2 separate regions of the Homo sapiens genome follow, and region 2 is linked to region 1. The links are chromatin loops, found by intact Hi-C in ENCODE. Cell type or tissue: K562. All regions are shown on one strand. Links, peaks and the distances in the headings refer to the core of each region. The heading gives the core; the rest is flanking DNA. Region 1 holds the start of LOC107984935 (a long non-coding RNA gene). Region 2 holds the start of LOC124904579 (UPF0764 protein C16orf89-like).

The links. Hi-C counts contacts between places; a loop is a spot of excess contacts. Peaks named below come from ENCODE experiments on the same cell type or tissue, not always from the same donor. Only the 100,000 strongest peaks of a DNase experiment are listed, where the experiment ranks them.
Region 2: it touches region 1 in a loop (5-fold over the local background); 3 of 110 quality-filtered maps call a loop at or near these places.

Annotation. Positions count from the first base shown.
Region 1 is chr1:31,150,649-31,159,040 of GRCh38, forward strand. It overlaps LOC107984935 (a long non-coding RNA gene), which reads left to right and starts at 4,398. Exons shown (of 2, transcript XR_001737961.2): 1 at 4,398-4,504; 2 at 5,077-5,486. RefSeq lists enhancers at 2,991-3,628, 3,629-4,265, 4,903-5,538, 5,113-5,202 and a silencer at 4,353-4,942. In K562, for the core only: a CTCF peak has its summit at 4,799 (motif pointing right); DNase peaks (open chromatin) are centred at 4,373 and 4,873; H3K4me3 peaks cover 1,530 bases.
Region 2 is chr1:31,096,025-31,104,416 of GRCh38, forward strand. LOC124904579 (UPF0764 protein C16orf89-like) reads left to right here and starts at 4,182. Exons shown (of 4, transcript XM_047439474.1): 1 at 4,182-4,258. The coding sequence starts at 4,182. In K562, for the core only: no CTCF peak of the experiment used is centred there; DNase peaks (open chromatin) are centred at 4,687 and 5,287.

The DNA of each region.
Region 1 (8,392 bases), core at 2,346-7,345:
TAAAAAGTATCCTGTGTTTTTTCTGAGACAGGGTCTCACTGTGATGGACAGGCTGGAGTGCAGTGGCACCATCTCTGCTCACTGCAGCCTTGAACTTTTGGGCTCAAGCAATCCTCCTACCTTAGTAAGTAGGGGGTAGTAAGAAGCTTCACTGGTCATCTCTCTGCTTTGGTTTAAGACAACATTTGGTAGAATGTTACTTACCAGAAAACATGTATGTCACATCTCTAGGAAGAAGAAAAAACATAGTAGTTCAATTCCCACTGCGTACCTTTGAATTTTTTTTTTTTTTTGAGATAGGGTCTCTCTCTTTTGCCCAGGCTAGAGTGCAGTGGCATGATCTCGGCTCACTGCAACCTCCGTCTCCTGGGTTCAAGTGATTCTCCTGCCTCAGCCTCCCGAGTGGCTGGGATTGCAGGCGTCTGCCACCATGCCCAGCTAATTTTTTTTTTTCAGTAGAGACGGGTTTTTGCCATGTTGGCCAGGCTGGTTTGGAACTCCTGACCTCAGGTGATTTGCCCGTCTTGGCCTCTGAAAGTGCTGGGATTACAGGCGTGAGCCACTGCTCCTGGGCTGATGTCTTTTTTAAAGTAAAAATAAGAAGCTGTACTGACTTTTCACTTGGCTATTCTGGTTTTAAAGGATGAGCTACAAGCTATGTGTTTTCCTGTATTGATATGTCACTGAAATACTTTTTGACCAGTGCAGTAGTTCACACCTGTAATCCCAGCACTTCGAGAGGCAGAGATAGGAGAGTTGAAGACCAACCTGAATAATGTATCAAGTCCCTATCTCTACAAAAAAATTTTTAAAAATTAGCTGAGCATGGTGACACGTACCCATGGTCTCAGCCACTCAGGAGGCTGAGGCAGTAGAATCCCTTGAGCCTAAGAGGTTGAGGTTGCAGTAGTGAGCAATGACTGTGTCACTGCACTCCAGCCTGAGTGACAAAGCAAGACTTGGTCGCAAAAAAAATTTAATCAGATCATTGACTCTTCTGCTCAAATTCTTCTAATAGCTTCTCAAGGTAAACTCCAGGCTGGGTGCCGTGGCTCACTCCTGTAATCCCAGCACTTTGGGAGGCCAAGGCAGGTGGATCACTTGAGGTCAGGAGTTTGAGACCAGCCTGGCCAACATGGTGAAACCCTGTCTCTACTAAAAATATAAAAATTAGCCGGGCGTGGTGGCAGGCACCTGTAATCCTAGCTGCTCGGGCTCAATTGCTTGAGCCCAGGTTGCAGTGAGCTTGCAACTTTGCTTGCAAGTGAGCTACAAGGTGAAGGTTGCTGTGAGCTGAGATCGCGTCACTGCACTCCAGCCTGGGTGACAGAGCAAGACTCTGTCTCAAAAAAAAAAAAAAAAAAAGGTAAACTCCAAATCCTTCCCATGATCCTTGAGGATCTTCCTTGAGGCCCCTCAAAATCTGGCCTCTCTAGGATTTTAAGACCAGTCTGGCCACCATGGCAAAACCCCGTTTCTACTAAAAATACAAAAACTACCTGGGCATGGTGGCACATGCCTGTAATCCCAGCTACTCGGGAGACTGAGGCAGGAGAAACGCTTGAACCCAGGAGGCGGAGGTTGCAGTGAGCTGAGATCGCGCCACTGCAAGCCAGCGTGGGGAACAGAGCAAGACTCTGTCTGAAAAAAAAAAAAGATCTGGCCTCTGCCTGCCCCTGAACTCATCCTCTCATCCTCTACCTCTCTCCTTTTTCCCTGTACTGCAGTGGCCTTCTTCCTGTTCTTCCTAATACCAGGGATGTTCCCTCCATCACTTCATTAATAGCTCGATTCCCCTTGACCTCATTTCTCCTAGTCTTTCATCACCACAATTGCAAGTCCTGCAGGAAAAAGAGCTTTCTTGCCCAACAAGACAGGGCTGGCTTTCATTGGCCCAAATTGGGTGGGCACATCCCTGAACCAATCACAGTTGTCAAGGGGCTGAGATGCTCTGATTAGTTGGGGTTGAGTCACATGCCCTGAAGCTGATGGAGGTGTGGACTGAGTGGAGGAGGACAATTTCCCAGAGAAAAATTCGTGTCCTGTTACTAGAAGGGTGAAGTAATGCTGGGCAGCAGAAGTAACAGATGTTTATTTTCAAAGTTTGCATAGCACTTAACATATAGATGTTGTTTTCAAAAAGCCAGCTTGCACTGCATGCAGGAACACCCCGAGAGCTCCTTCATCAACATTCATTCATTTTACAACTTTGTATTTTTTTTTTTTTGAAACAGAGTCTTGCTCTGTCGCCAGGCTGGAGTGCAGTGGCACGATCTCAGCTCACCACAACCTCTGACTCCCTAGTTCAAGCGATCCTCCTGCCTCAGCCTCCGGAGTAGCTGGGATTACAGGCACACACCACCACGCCCAGCTAATTTTTGTATTTTTAGTAGAGATGGGGTTTCATAATGTTGGCCAGGCTCATCTCAATCTCCTGACCTCGTGATCCACCCACCTCGGCCTCCTAAAGTGCTGGGATTACAGGTGTGAGCCACCGCACCCGGCCACAACTTTGTATTGATATCACTCAGTTCCATACTTAGTCCCAAAGGAATCTGCTACTCTCTTGAATCAAAATGTGATAATGTAATAGATTATGCGACTTGTCTAGAAGAATAGTGCTGGGCATTCATTCACCAATATTTATTAGGCTTTTACTAGCTTTAGAAAGGAGCTGAGATGACAGCTATCATCACCATAGGCAGTCCCTCTCCTCCTGGGGCTTATATTCTAGTGGAAAAAAGACAGATAGTCAAAAAGAAATGTCAGTGTAAATGGAGACACAAGCCACTCATGAAACATACTTTTCAGGGAGAAAAATTAAACAGACTAATAGGCTTTTGTACCTTTAGAACTGAATACTTGTATTACTCATTTTTAAAAAGTAATGTCATAATGAGATACACTACACCCATTCCAATGGCTAAAAGTAAAATGTTTGGCAATGTCAAATGCTCAAGAGGATGTGGAGCAACTGGAATGCTTATAACTGCTGGTGAGAATGGAAAATGGGGCTGGGCAAAGAGTCTCAAGCTAGTAATCCCAGTACTTTGGGAGGCTGAGGCGGGAGGATGGCTTGAGCACGGGAGGTCGAGGCTGCTGAGCTATGATCACTATGATCACACCACTGCACTCCAGCCTGGGTGACAGAGTGAGGCCTTGTCTCAAAAAAAAAAAAAAAAAACAAAAAAAAAAAACCGCATGTAAAGAATGGAATGTAAAAGGATATAACTATATAACTTGAGAGGACTGTTTGGCAGTTTCTTTTTTTCTTTCTTTTCTTTTTTTTTTTTTGTGAGACAGAGTCTTGCTCTGTCGTCCAGGCTGGAGTGCAATGGCCCAATCTCGGCTCATTGCAACCTCCGTCTCCTGGATTCAAGTGATTCTCCTGTCTCAGCCTCCTGAGTAGCTGGGATTAGAGGTACGCACCACCAGGCCCGGCTAATTTTTGTATTTTTAGTAAAGATGGGGTTTCGCCATGTTGGCCAGGCTGGTCTCAAAACTCCTGACCTCAGGTGATCTGCCCGCCTCGGCCTCCCGAAGTGCTGGGATTACAGGCGCGAGCCACCGCGCCCTGCCAAGTTGTGTGTATTTCGCTGAATGCAAATTAAGTCTCAATTAAAAAAAAAGTAACTGCAAATATTTTAATAGACGTTACAGCATGCTATGGAAATATGCCAGAGGGTGACTCCATGAGGGTGTGCCCCAGAAATCAGGGAAAGTCTTTACTAAGAAAGTGAGATTTCAAAGATTTGGGAGGACTACAAATTGCCCATACAAAGCGGGATGGGGGAGTAGGGTGAACTCAATACAAAAATGTTAGCTTCTTTCGGTGAAGGTCTTCCAAACGCAAGTATCTAACATTCACCTTATGCCTGCAGATACTCTACATTTGTGTTTTGGCATTTAATTTAATTTCACAGCGATCATTCGACGTCAGAATTTTGGTTCCCATTCTACAAGTGAGAAAATTGAGGTTCAGGGAGGTCAAAGGACCCGTTGAAGGCCATGAAGTAGGATGCGCCAGAAGCCAGGCTTGAGAGCTGCATACTCGGCGAGAGTTTCTCCAAGGCAAAGCCTGAAACAGGAACCACAGGCTCTCCAGGTGGGGAGGCTGGCGCTGAGGAATGTTCTCCTGAACAAAGGGCTCGGCTCGCGCGCCCGCACACCCGCCTCCCCCGGCGCCGGCCTTGGTCTCCAGAGACAGTGGGGTGGGGGGTGGAGACGCCCAGGTATGGCTCTCCTCCGTGGAATCAGCGATCCCAGGACCGAGGCCGGTTGACTCCGGAACAAAGAGAGTCCTTGGGGCGGGGGCGGGGGCGGGGCCCGATCCGGGGACCGGAGGGAGCGGGGGGGAGGGCGGGGCCGGAGTCGAGGGAGGGGCGGAGCCCGGGCCGGGGGACGAGGGCGGGGAGCGGCCGGGCCCTGGGCGGGGCAGGGCGAGGCTGGATCTTCGGAACGAGTCCGTGAAGGATCGGGCGCGGGCGCGGGCGCGGGGCCGGAGGTGGGGACGAGGGGAGTTGGGAAGGGGCTGGGGGTGTGGGGGTTGGGGGTGTGGGGGTCTGGCGGGACTTATCTGGGGGAGGCTAAAGTGGGTGCTGGAGGCGGGACCCGAGTCCCGGGAGAGGCGGGCGGGGAGTCGCCGCTAGAGCGGGGCCCTTTTGGGGGCTGGAGACCCGGAAGCTTAGAGGGCCCCCTGGCCCCGGAGAGGGGGAGGGCGCAGGGCAGGAATGGAGGCGAGGCCTGGCCTCAGGAGCCGGGGGCGGCGGGTTCAGGGCGCGATCCTCTCTGGGGGAATCCGCGGGTGGCCCGGGAGAGGCCGGGAGGGGGCGCAGAGGGCGGCGCCGGGGCCACGTGGAGTCTGCGCGCCCCACCCGCTTTGGGCCGCGCTCCACCCGCTTTGGGCCGCGCCCCACTATCCCTGAGCGCCGCACTGTTGGCCCCGCCACACGTCTGTCCTGAGAACCCGCAGGTCCCAGGCTGTGCGGCACCCCGCCGAGCCCTGGAGCAAGTCCTTCCCTGCGTGGGTCTTGTTTCCGCTTCTGTGAAATGACGATGGCCCTTCTTGTTTTGCAGGGCCCTGGGAGAGTGGGTTGAGAGAATGGAAGTGAAGAGGAAGGCTTCACCATCACCTTAACTAACATGTGTTTCCTACCGTTAAATAAACATTATAGGAGGCCACTGTTTTGGACTAAGTTTCTGCACCAGGCCCCAGCCGACCAGACTAAAAATCAAAAGAGTCACCCATGCTAAAGTTCCACATTACCAAATGGAAACTGAGTTGCCATCTAACCTGGGGAGAAATCAAGAGACAACAGCCAATTTCCCAAACAGGCCGGTTTAAATCCTCAATCAACATCACATTTCCCTGCTTTAATCCTACGCAAAAAAAGGCGGCTTGAAAGAACCTGATAGTAACCACTTGGTTATTATTCTATTGGTCTGTCCTGCCTTACAAGAAAAGTAAAAGTAACTTTGAAAAATAACTATATACTCTTTTTTTTTTTTTTGAGATAGAGTCTCGCTCTGTCGCCCAGACTGGAGTGCAGTGGTGCAATCTCGGCTCACTGCAACCTCTGCTTCCCGGGTTCAAGCGATTCTCCTGCCTCAGCCTCCCAAGTAAGTGGGATCACAGGCGCACACCACCATGCCCAGCTAATTTTTTTTTTTTTTTTAAGTAGAGACAGGGTTTCACCATTTTGGCCAGGCTGGTCTCGAACTCCTGAGCTCAAGTGGTCCACCGGCTTAGAACTCACAAGGTGCTAAGATTACGGGCATAACCCACTGTGTCTGGCCTTTTTTAAAAATTTTTCTTTTTTCTAAGGTACAGGGTCTAGCTTTGTCACCCAGGCTGGAGTGCAGTGGCATAGTGGCATAAACCCAGCTCACTGAAGCTTTGACTTCCTGGGCTCAAGCGATCCTCCTGCCTCAGCCTCCTGAGTACCTGGGACCACAGGTGGACACCTCCACGCTCTGCTTATTTTTAATTTTTTTTTTTTTATTTGAGATGGAGTCTTGCGCCATCTCGGCTCACTGCAACGTCCGCCTCCTGGGTTCAAGCAATTCTCCTGTCTCAGCCTCCCGAGTAGTTGGGATTACAGGCATATGCCACCACGCCTGGCTAATTTTTTTGTATTTTTAATAGAGACAGGGTTTTGCCATGTTGGCCAGGCTGGTCTCGAACTCCTGACCTCAAGTGATCGCCTGCCTTGGCCTCCCAAAGTGCTAGGATTACAAGTGTGAGCCACTGCACCTGGCCTTTTTTTTTTTTGAGATGGAGTCTCACTCTGTTGCCTAGGCTGGAGTTGGAGTGCAGTGGTGCTACCTAGCTCACTGCAACCTCTTGTCTCCCAGGTTCAAGCGATTCTTGTGCCTCATCCTCCTGAGTAGCTGGGATAACAGGCGTGCACCACATGCCCTGCTAATTTTTGTATTTTTAGTAGAGACACAGTCTCTTCATGTTGGCCAGGCTGGTCTCGAACTCCTGACCTCAAGTGATCCACCTGCCTCAGCCTCCCAAAGTGCTGGGATTACAAGCGTGAGCCACTGCACCTGGCCGTTAAAAAAAAAAAAAAAATTCCACCACACCCGGATAATTTTTGATTTTTTTTTTTTTGAGACAGAGTCTCGCTCTGTCCCCAGGCTGGAGTGCAGTGGTGCCATCTTGGCTCCCTGCAAGTTCCACCTCCCGGGTTCACGCCATTCTCCTGCCTCCGTCTCCCGAGTAGCTGGGACTACAGGTGCCTGCCACCACACCCAGCTAATTTTTTGTATTTTTAGTAGGGATGGGGTTTCACCATGTTAGCCAGGGTGGTCTTGATCTCCTGACCTCATGATCCACCCACCTCGGCCTCCCAAAGTGCTGGGATTACAGGTGTGAGCCACCATGCCTGGCCTAATTTTTGAATTTTTGGTAAAGACAGGGTTTCACCATCTTGGCCAGGCTGGTCTGGAACTCCTCACCTCAGGTGGTCCGCTCACCTCGGCCTCCAGGGAACCACCTCACCTGGCCCATTTTTTAAATTTTTGTAGAGACGGGGTATCACCATGTTGGCCAGGCTGGCCTGAAACTCCTGGCCCAAGGGATCCTCCCATCCCAGCCTCCTGAATCACTGGGATTACAGGTGTGATCCAGGGCTCTGGGCCTAATATACTCTTTATTCTTTGCCAATGCTTTCTTTAACCCTTCTGTGTCTATAAAGCCAAGCTCTTCTGCTCAGATCATTGACATACTTATTCTATTTTATAGAATGAGGTGCTGCCCAATTGTGGAATCGCAAATAAAGCCAACTGATATTTTTATACTAAATTTCTCATAATTTTGTCTTGGCCGGGTGCGGTGGCTCACGCCTGTAATCCCAACACTTTGGGAGGCGGATCACCTGAGGTCAGGAGTTCAAGACCAGCTTGGCCAACATGGTGAAACACCCACTCTGCTAGGTCATGTGCTGAGGAATACAGTGAACAAGTTACAGTTCCTACACAAATAAGCTTGCAGGCTGGTTGAAAGACTGAACAATTAACAATATGAATCGTTATTCAATTAAAATTGTGATATGTGGCTGGGCACGGTGGCTCATGCCTGTAATCCCAGCACTCTGGGAGGCAGAGGCGGGCAAATCACAAGGTCAGGAGCTTGAGACCAGCCTGGCCAACATGGCGAAACCCCGTCTCTACTAAAAAAATACAAAAAATTAGCTGGGCATAGTGGTGGGTGCCTGTAATCCCAGCTACTCGGGAGGCTGAGGCAGGAGAATCGCTTGAACCTGGGGGGCGGAGGTTGCAGTGAGCTGAGTTCGTGCCACTGCATTCCAGCCTGGGTGACAGAGTGAGACTCTGTCTAAAAAAAAATTATCATATGCACCTTAGTGGAGAAGTACAGGGAACTACAGGAGCAGTGTTTTCTGAGCAGCCAGTGCTTATTATTATGTGCCAGGTTCTATGCTAAACCATTTAAGATTTGGCTGTGGTCTCCAGTCCACCTAAGATCTAGATCAGACTTATTTCAAACATTGTATCAACCAGGATTCTAGCAGTTGCAAGTAACAGAAACATAACACAGGCCTGTTGTAGTAAATTTCCCTGTAATTCCAGGCTTTGGGAGGCCTACAGGGATAGCTTGAGCCCAGGAGTTTAAGAAGCAGCCTGGGCAACATAGCGAGACCCCTCATCTCTGCCAAAAAAAAAAAAAAGCCAGGGTGAGGGGTGACATTACATGCCTGTAGTCCCAGCTACTGGGAGGCTGAGGTGAGAGGATTGGAGCAGGGAGGGGAAGATTTACTGACAAACTCTGGAAGTATGTTTTTGTTTGTTTGTTTGTTTGTTTGTTTGAGACAGAGCCTCACTCTGTCACCCAGGCTGGAGTGCGGTGGCCCGATCTCGGCTCACTGCA
Region 2 (8,392 bases), core at 2,275-7,274, 55 kb before region 1:
ATTATCTATCTCAGATAAGAATCTTTTTCTTTTTAGTTTGTATGTATGTATGTATGTATGTATTTTGAGGCAGGGTCTCACTCTCTTACCTAGGCTGGAGTGCTGGAGTGCGATCACAGCGCACCGAGGCTTTCCCTCCCAGGCTCAAGTGATCCTCCCACCTCAGCCTCCCCAGTAGCTGGGTACACAGGCAAGGATCACCACATCTAGCTAATCGTGTTACTTTGTGTAGTGACAGGTTCTCCCTATGTTGCCCAGGCTAGTCTCGAACTCTTGGGCTCAAACAATCCTCCTGCCCCAGTCTCTCAAAGTGCTGGATTACAGGCATGAGCCTCTGTGCCCGGTCTTTTTTTATTTTAGGTATTTTTGTATTTATTTATTTTTGAGACGGAGTCTTGCTCTGTCACCCAGGCTGGAGTGCAGTGGCACAATCTCAGCTCACTGCAAGCTCTTTCTCCCGGGTTCACAACATTCTCCTGCCTCAGCCTTCTGAGTAGATTGGGACTACAGGCGTCCGCCACCACGCCCAGCTAATTTTTTTGTATTTTTAGTTGACACGGGGTTTCACCGTGTTAGCCAGGATGGTCTCAATCTCCTGACCTTGTGATCCTCCTGCCTTGGCCTCCCAAAGTGCTGGGATTACAGGCATGAGCCACTGTGCCCGGCCGCCTTTTTTTTTATTAATAAGAGATGGAGTTTTGCTTAATTGCCCAGGCTGGTGTGCAGTGGTCTGATCATGGCTCACTGCAGCCTTGAACTCCTGGACTAAAGCAATCTTCCTGTTCCAGCCTCCCCAGTACCTAGGACTACAAGCATGTGCCACCACGCAGGGTGATTTTTAAAAATCTTTTTGGGCCGGGCGCGGTGGCTCATGCCTGTAATCACAGCACTTTGGGAGGCCGAGATGGGCAGATCACGAGGTCAGGAGATCGAGACCATCCTGGCTAACACGGTGAAACCCCATCTCTACTAAAAATACAAAAACTTAGCTGGGCATGGTGGCACACGCATGTAGTCTCAGCTACTCAGGAGGCTGAGGCAGGAGAATTGTTTGAACCCAGGAGTCGGAGGTTGCAGCGAGCCAAGATGGCGCCATTGCACTCCAGCCTGGGCAACAGAGTGAGACTCCATCTTAAAAAAAAAAACAAAAAAAACTGTAGATATGTGGTCTTGCCATATTGGCCAGGCTGGTCTCAAAATCTTGATTGCCCAGGATGCCAAAAATCTTGTTATTTTCTAGAATCTAATATGAGAACCATTGAATAATTACAACATATTTGCAACAATGATAATTTTCTATTACCTTATATTCAATATTTGATTTGTATAATTTTTACAGAATGATTTAATGCTTGTCATAATTGTTATTCTTTAAAAAAATTTTTTTGTAGAGCTCTTACTATGTTGCTGAGGCTGGTCTGGAACTCCTGGCCTCAAGTGATCCTCCTGCCTCACCCTTCCAAAATGTTGGGATTATAGATGTGAGCCAGTTCTATGCCCAGGTATGCCCAGTCTTATAATTGTTATTCCCCAGAAATAATAAACTAACTTATATAATGTCTTACTGGAGGATGGAGCAACTTTTTGTAATTCTCTAAAACAGGGATCAGCAAGTACAGGCCACAAGCTAAATTCTCAGCTTGCTTCCTGTTTTCTTTTCTTTCTTTCTTCTTCTTTTTTTAATAGGCTTTATTTATTTATTTATTTATTTATTGAGATGGAGTCTCACTCTGTCGCCCAGGTTGGGGTGCAGTGGCATGATCTCGGCTCACTGCAGTCTCTGCCTCCTGGGTTCAAGCGCCCGGCTAATTTTTGTATTTTTAGTAGAGACGGGTTTTCACCATGTTGGCCAGGCTGGTCCTGAACTCCTGACCTCAAGTGGTCTGCCCGCCTCGGCCTCTCAAAGTGCCGGGATTACAGGCATGAGCCACCATGCCCGGCCTATTTATTTTTTGAGATGGAGTATTGCTCTCGTTGCCCAGGCTGGAGTGCAATGGTGCAATCTCGGCTCACTGCAACCTCTGCCTCCTGGGTTCAAGCAATTCTCTTGCCTCAGCCTCCTGAGTAGCTGGGATTACAGGCGTATGCCACCGTGCCTGACTAATTTTGTATTTTTTTTTTAATAGAGATGGGGTTTCACCATGTTGGCCAGGCTGGTCTCAAACTCCTGACCTCAGGTGATCCCCCCCCCAACCTTGGCCTCCCAAGTGCTGGGATTACAGGCGTGAACTACCGCACCTGGAAGACAGGCTTTATTTTTTAAGATCAGTTTTAGGTTTGTGGCAAAATTGAGCAGAAGATACCATATTTCCTGTATACTTCCTACCCCTATACATGAATAGCCTCCTCCGTTTTCAATATATCCCCCATCAGAGTGGTACATTTGTGACAACTGATGAATCTACATTGACACGTCATTACCACCTGACTCCCTGTTTTTGTAGGACCCCTGCAAGCCAAGAATGATTGTAACATTTTTAAAGGTGGGGAAAAAACTTTAAGAGTACTATTTCTTGACATTTTTCTGCAAATGATATGAAATTCAAATTTCAGTGTCCATAAATAAAGTTTTGTTGGAACACAGTCAGACCCAGTTGATTAAGTAGTGCCTGTGGCTCCTTTTGTGCCCCACAGCTGAGTTGAGTAGGTACCACCATGACCATATGGCCTACAAAGCCTTTGGGAGGCCGAAGTAGGCAGACCAGTTGAGGCCAGGAGTTCGAGACCAGCCTGGCCAACATGGTGGCCATGCTCTCCAGCCTGTGTGACAGAGGCTGGATCATAGTTCACTGCAACCTTGAACTCCCACCTTGATCCTCCCACCTCAGTCTCCCACGTAGCTGGGACCAGGCACACGCCACAGTGCCCAGACAATTTTTTTTTTTATTTTTTGAGATGGAGTTTCGTTCTTGTTGCCCAGGCTGGAGTGCAATGGTGCGATCTCGGCTCACTGCAACCTCCGCCTCCCAGGTTCAAGCGATTCTCCTGCCTCAGCCTCCCGAGTAGCTAGGATTACAGGCACGCTCCACCACGCCCAGCTAATTTTGTATTTTTAGTAGAGATGAAGTTTCTCCATGTTGGTCAGGCTGGTCTCGAACTCCTGACCTCAGGTGATCCGCCCTCCTCAGCCTCCCAAAGTACTGGGATTACAGGTGTGAGCCACTGTGCCAGCCAATTTTTTTATTTTTTGTAGAGACTGGATCTCACTTTGTTCCCCAGGCTGGTCTTGAACTCCAAGGCTTAAGTGATCCTCCTGCCTTGGCCTCACAAAATGCTGGGATTATAGGAGAGAGCCACTACACGCAGCTATGTGTTCCTGAATTTGCCAACCTCTCCCTTTGACTCTCAGGACCCAAATTCTTGGCTCTCCAATCAGGTATGTCCTCTTCCCATTCCTGCACCCCTGCCCTTGCCATTCTGGTAAATAGAAATAGGTCACGTTCTACTGAGAGGCCTCTGGAGAGTGGCAAGGCCTGCCCTACTCCCTGCCTTCCCCACAGGCTTAACTGAAGGGACCCATGATAAACCCCCAAGGGCCAAGATTTCCTCACAATTTACTTTCCATAGTCTGCATTAAGAACAAAGTTAGAGTTTTGTTTTGCATTTTCCAAAGAAAAATGCTGTTGTAATATGTAATATTCTTTTACAAATTGTTCACTCATGCGGGGAATACTGCTACACGCCCTTCCTTTCTCTCCCTTTTTCCTCCTCCCTTCCCCTGCTTTCCTTGGGCACATTTCTTGTATCTTACTTTCCCCAGGTCAGAAGCAGGCTGTTGGAGGGCCCAGTTGGCAACTTCTCCACCTGAGAGGCCCCAGAGCCTGCCCAGGGTGGACAGCAGTTAATGTTTAATGAGTGAGTGAATGAATACATTTTAAAAGGTATGAAGGCCAGGCCTGGTGCCTCACGCCTGTAATCCTAGCACTTCAGGAGGCCCAGGTGGGCAGATCACTTGAGCCTAGGAGTTCGAGACCAGCCTGGGCAGCAATAGGGAGTCCCCTGACTCTACAGATAATTTTTTTTTTGAGACGGATTCTTGCACTGTTGCCTGGGCTGGAGTGCAATGGCATGATCTCAGCTCACTGCAAACTCTGCCTCCCGGGTTCAAGTGATTCTCCTGCCTCAGCCTCCTGAGTAGCTGGGATTACAGGTGCACACCACCACACCTGGCTAATTTTTTTTTTTTTTTTTTTAAGACAGAGTCTCACTCTGTCGCCCAGGCTGGAGTCCAGTGGCACGATCTCGGCTCACTGCAAGCGTTGCCTCCCGACATCCGGCTAATTTTTTTTGCATTTTTAGTAGACACAGGGATTTACTATGTTGGCCAGACTGGTCTCAAACTCCTGACCTCATGATCCACCTGCCTCGGCCTCCCAAAGTGCTGGGATTACAGGCGTGAGCCACCGCACCTGGCCCAGATAATAAAAATTAGCCGGATATAGTGGCACATACCTCTAGTCCTAGCTACTTGGGAGGCTGAGGCAGGAGGATTGCTTGAGCCTCGGAAGTTGAGGCTGCAGTGAGCCATGATTGTGCCACTATACTCCAGCCTGGGTGACAGAGCAAGACCATGTTTCAGAAAAAAAAGGAAAAAGATAAAAAATATAAAGGAAATTGGGGAACTATGCTGTCTCCCCGGGGACCTTTCTGCTGAGTCAAGGTGGCCTCTCTGGGCAGTAGGATGAAGCCCGACTCTCTGGTCAACTCATTGTTCACGAAGTCCTTTCCCACAGCAGCTGAGGGACAAAGTCACAGTCCCTGCCCAGTCCTCTGCACCAGCCACCCCTCTGGTTTAACCTGTCCCAGGTCTTCCCCCTTGACTACACCCTCTAAATCCTAGAGTGGGGAGAGAATGAAGATGTGAGGTGACAGATGAGGTCTCTTCCCCAGCCAGAGGGTGCAGAAAGCCCCAACATAACACATGTCCTGAAACCCAAAGAGAAGACAGAAATTGTCAGCAAAGGTTAGCTAGCTCCTGAGGTCATAAGCAACCTTATTTTTATTTTGTGTTCCCAAATGTGTTGTCTGGAACATGTATACATATTACGTATTAAAGCAAAAGCAAAATCAGAATAAATATTGTCTTCCAAGTTGTCTTTGTGTGTGTTTTGGTTTTGTGGTTTATTCCTCTTTCTTTTCAGTTGGATAGAAGCCAGGCTCCTTTCTCCCAGCACACGCACAGACTCAGCACACACAGAAACCCCAGGAATTAAATGACTCTCCAAAATGATAAGTAGGAAGAAGGGGGTGGGGTAGAGAGGGAGGAAGGGGGAGAGAGGAGGCCTTTTCCCCTGACCTGGGGAGGAGCCCTAGTCCAGGAGAGGTCAGGGTGTGCAAAGGCCTCTGGGTAGGAATAGGAACAGGGCCATTGGCCAAGTGCCCTCTGCTCTGTTACTCCCAGAGCCGGCTCCTACCCTCAGGCCTGGGAGCCCGCCGTCTGCTAGTAAGGGGCTTCAGGAGTTGGGGGAGTGCAGATGAGGAGTAGCTCTCTTTTTCTCACATTCCCTCTTAAACCTCAGTTTTTTTGTTTTTTTTTTTTAAAGAAATGATTCTAAAATTAGCCAGGTGTGGTGGCATGCGCCTGTAATCCCAAATGTGTTTCTACTTGGGAGGCTGAGGTGGGAGAATTGCTTGAGCCTGGGAGGTTCAGGCTGCAGTGAGCTGAGATCAGGCCACTGCACTCCAGCTGGGGAGACAGAGGGAGACCCTGTCTCAAAAAAAAAAAAAAGAAATAATTTTTGTCCTTTTTCTATAAGCATCTTTTAAAACTTTTTTCCAGGCAGGGAGCGGTGTCTCACGCCTATAATCTCAGCACTTTGGGAGGCCGAGGTGGGCGGATAACCTGAGGTTAGGAGTTCGAGACCAGCCTGACCAACATGGAGAAACCCCATCTCTACTAAAAATACAAAATTAGCTGGGCATGGTGGCGGGTGCCTGTAATCCCAGCTACTTGGGAGGCTGAGGCAGGAGAATCTCTTGAACCCGGGAGGTGAGCCGAGATTGCGCTATTGCACTCCAGCCTGGGCAACAAGAGCGAAACTGTCTAAAAAAGAAAAAAGGCAGCATTTTGGGAGGTGGAGGTGAGAGGACAGGAGTTTGAGACCAGCCTGGCCAATGTGATGAAACCCCATCTCTATTAAAAACACAAAAATTAGCCGGGTGTGGTGGTGCACACCTGTAATCCCAGCTACTCGGGAGGCTGAGGCAGGAGAATTGCTTGAACCTGGGAGGCGGAGGTTGCAGTGAGCTGAGATCATGCCACTGCACTCCAGCCTGGTGCCAGAGCAAGACCCTGTATCAAAAAAAAAAAAAAAAAAGAACTTTAAAATAAATAAATAAATAAATAAATAAATAAATAAATAAATAAATGATTTGCACAGCAACTTTGTGAACAGAGCCCCCTTCCCTTTCATTTTCTGCCTGACTACCCACAACAGAGTCCCGGGTGGGGGTGGGAGGGTCAGGGATGGGCTGTGGCGTCTGCATGCAGGCTTGCCTCCACTGGCCTGAATCTCAGCAGGAAGAAGCAGCTCTTCCCTCAGGCCAAGCAGGAAATGATTCTCCCACAAAACACCTGACCCTGAGACCTTCCCAGGGAGTTGCACAAATTCGTTTTATAACCAGCAAAGCAATTCTGAGGGTTTTAGAGTGGGAAGGGCTTGCTCCTAGTTCTCCTAAGACTGTCTACTGTTTAATTACGAAAGCCACTGTTGTGCTCAACAGCTGAGGAAACACAGGAAGGATCAAGAAGTGAACTTTCCCTGACTCCACCTCCCCATACTGCCTCAGAGACCCAGGAACAGGCTGTCCCCCAGAAAGGGATGCCTGGGAGGACTGAGCAGGCACTGACCGCTCATGCTAGGGAACCAGGCCAGTGAATGCAGCTTTGAATCTACGCTGGATCACCTCCATGTCCTCATCTGTAAAATCATGCCAGGCACGTCACATGCTTGGTACACATTCATTCATTGCATTTGGGCCACAACCCTATGAGGGAGGTGTTATTATCATCTTTGTTTTACCGAGAAACCTAAGGCACAGAGAGGGTAAGAATGTTACTGGGCCAGGTGCAGTGGTTCATGCCTGTAATCCCAGCACTTTGGGAGGCTGAGGCTGAGCCTGGAGTATCGCTTGAGCCCAGGAGTTCAAGACCAGCTTGGGCAACATAGTGAGACCCCCATTTCTACAAAAAGTAGAAAAATTAGCTGGGCTGTTGCACGAGACTGTGGTCCCAGCCACTTGGGAGGCTGAACAGGAGGATGAGGATCACTTGAGCCCAGGAGGTAGAGGCTGCAGGGAGCCATGATGGTGCCACTGCACTCCAGCCCCAGTGAGAGTGAGACCATGTCTCAAAAAAAAAAAAAAGTTACTAAGGCCATATATCTTGTGCATGTATACCTGAAATTTGAGACCAGGCAACCGGGTACCACTAGGCTGTACTGCTCCTATGAGGAGCACACACTTACCTGTACCTGTCTCAGAGAATCTCTTCGAATTAAAGGAGATAATGCACGTAAGGTGCTCTGAACAGAGTCTGGGACTTAGTACTCTCAGTAAACACAAGTCCAACATCATCATCATCATCAATAGTCTTACCTATTCAGAATTCTTTATTATTATTATTGTTATAGAAAGGGTCTCACTGTGTCACCCAGGCTGGAGTGCAGTGGCATGTTCATAGCTCACTGCAGCCTCAAACTCCTGGGCTCAAGCTATCCTCCCATCCCAGCCTCCCAAAGTGCTAGGATTACACCAAACCTGGCCCAGTCAGAATTCTGAAGCAGTCGCACTCCTGGTCCTGGCTGCACAAACATGGTGGAAACTTATATGCTTAAAAAAAAAATTGTACTGGGGCCGGGCACGGTGGCTCATGCCTATAATCCCAGCACTTTGGGAGGCCGAGGCAGGCAGATCACGAGGTCAAGAGTTCGAGACCAGCTTGGCCAACATGGCGAAACCCTGTGTCTACTAAAAATACAAAATTTAGCCTGGCATGGTGGTGGGCACCTGTAATCCCAGCTACTCAGGAGGCTGAGGCAGGAGAATCGCTTGAACCCGGGAGACAGAAGTTGCAGTGAGCCAAGATCACACCACTGTACTCTAGCCTGGGCGACAGAGTGAGACTCCGTCTCAAAAAAAACAAAACAAAACAAAAAAACCAAATTGCTTTTAGTGGTTATTGCCAAGCAGGGTTGTAGGGGAAACTCATTTTCATAGACCTCTATAATCATAACTATTTTATATAGTAATCATGTATTATTTTGTAATTAGAAAAATATGCATAGATAGGCCAGGTGCAGTGGCTCATGCCTATAATCCTAGCATTTAGGCCGAGGCAGGCAGATCACTTCAGGTCAGGAAGTCGAGACCAGCCTGGCCAAAATGGTGAAAC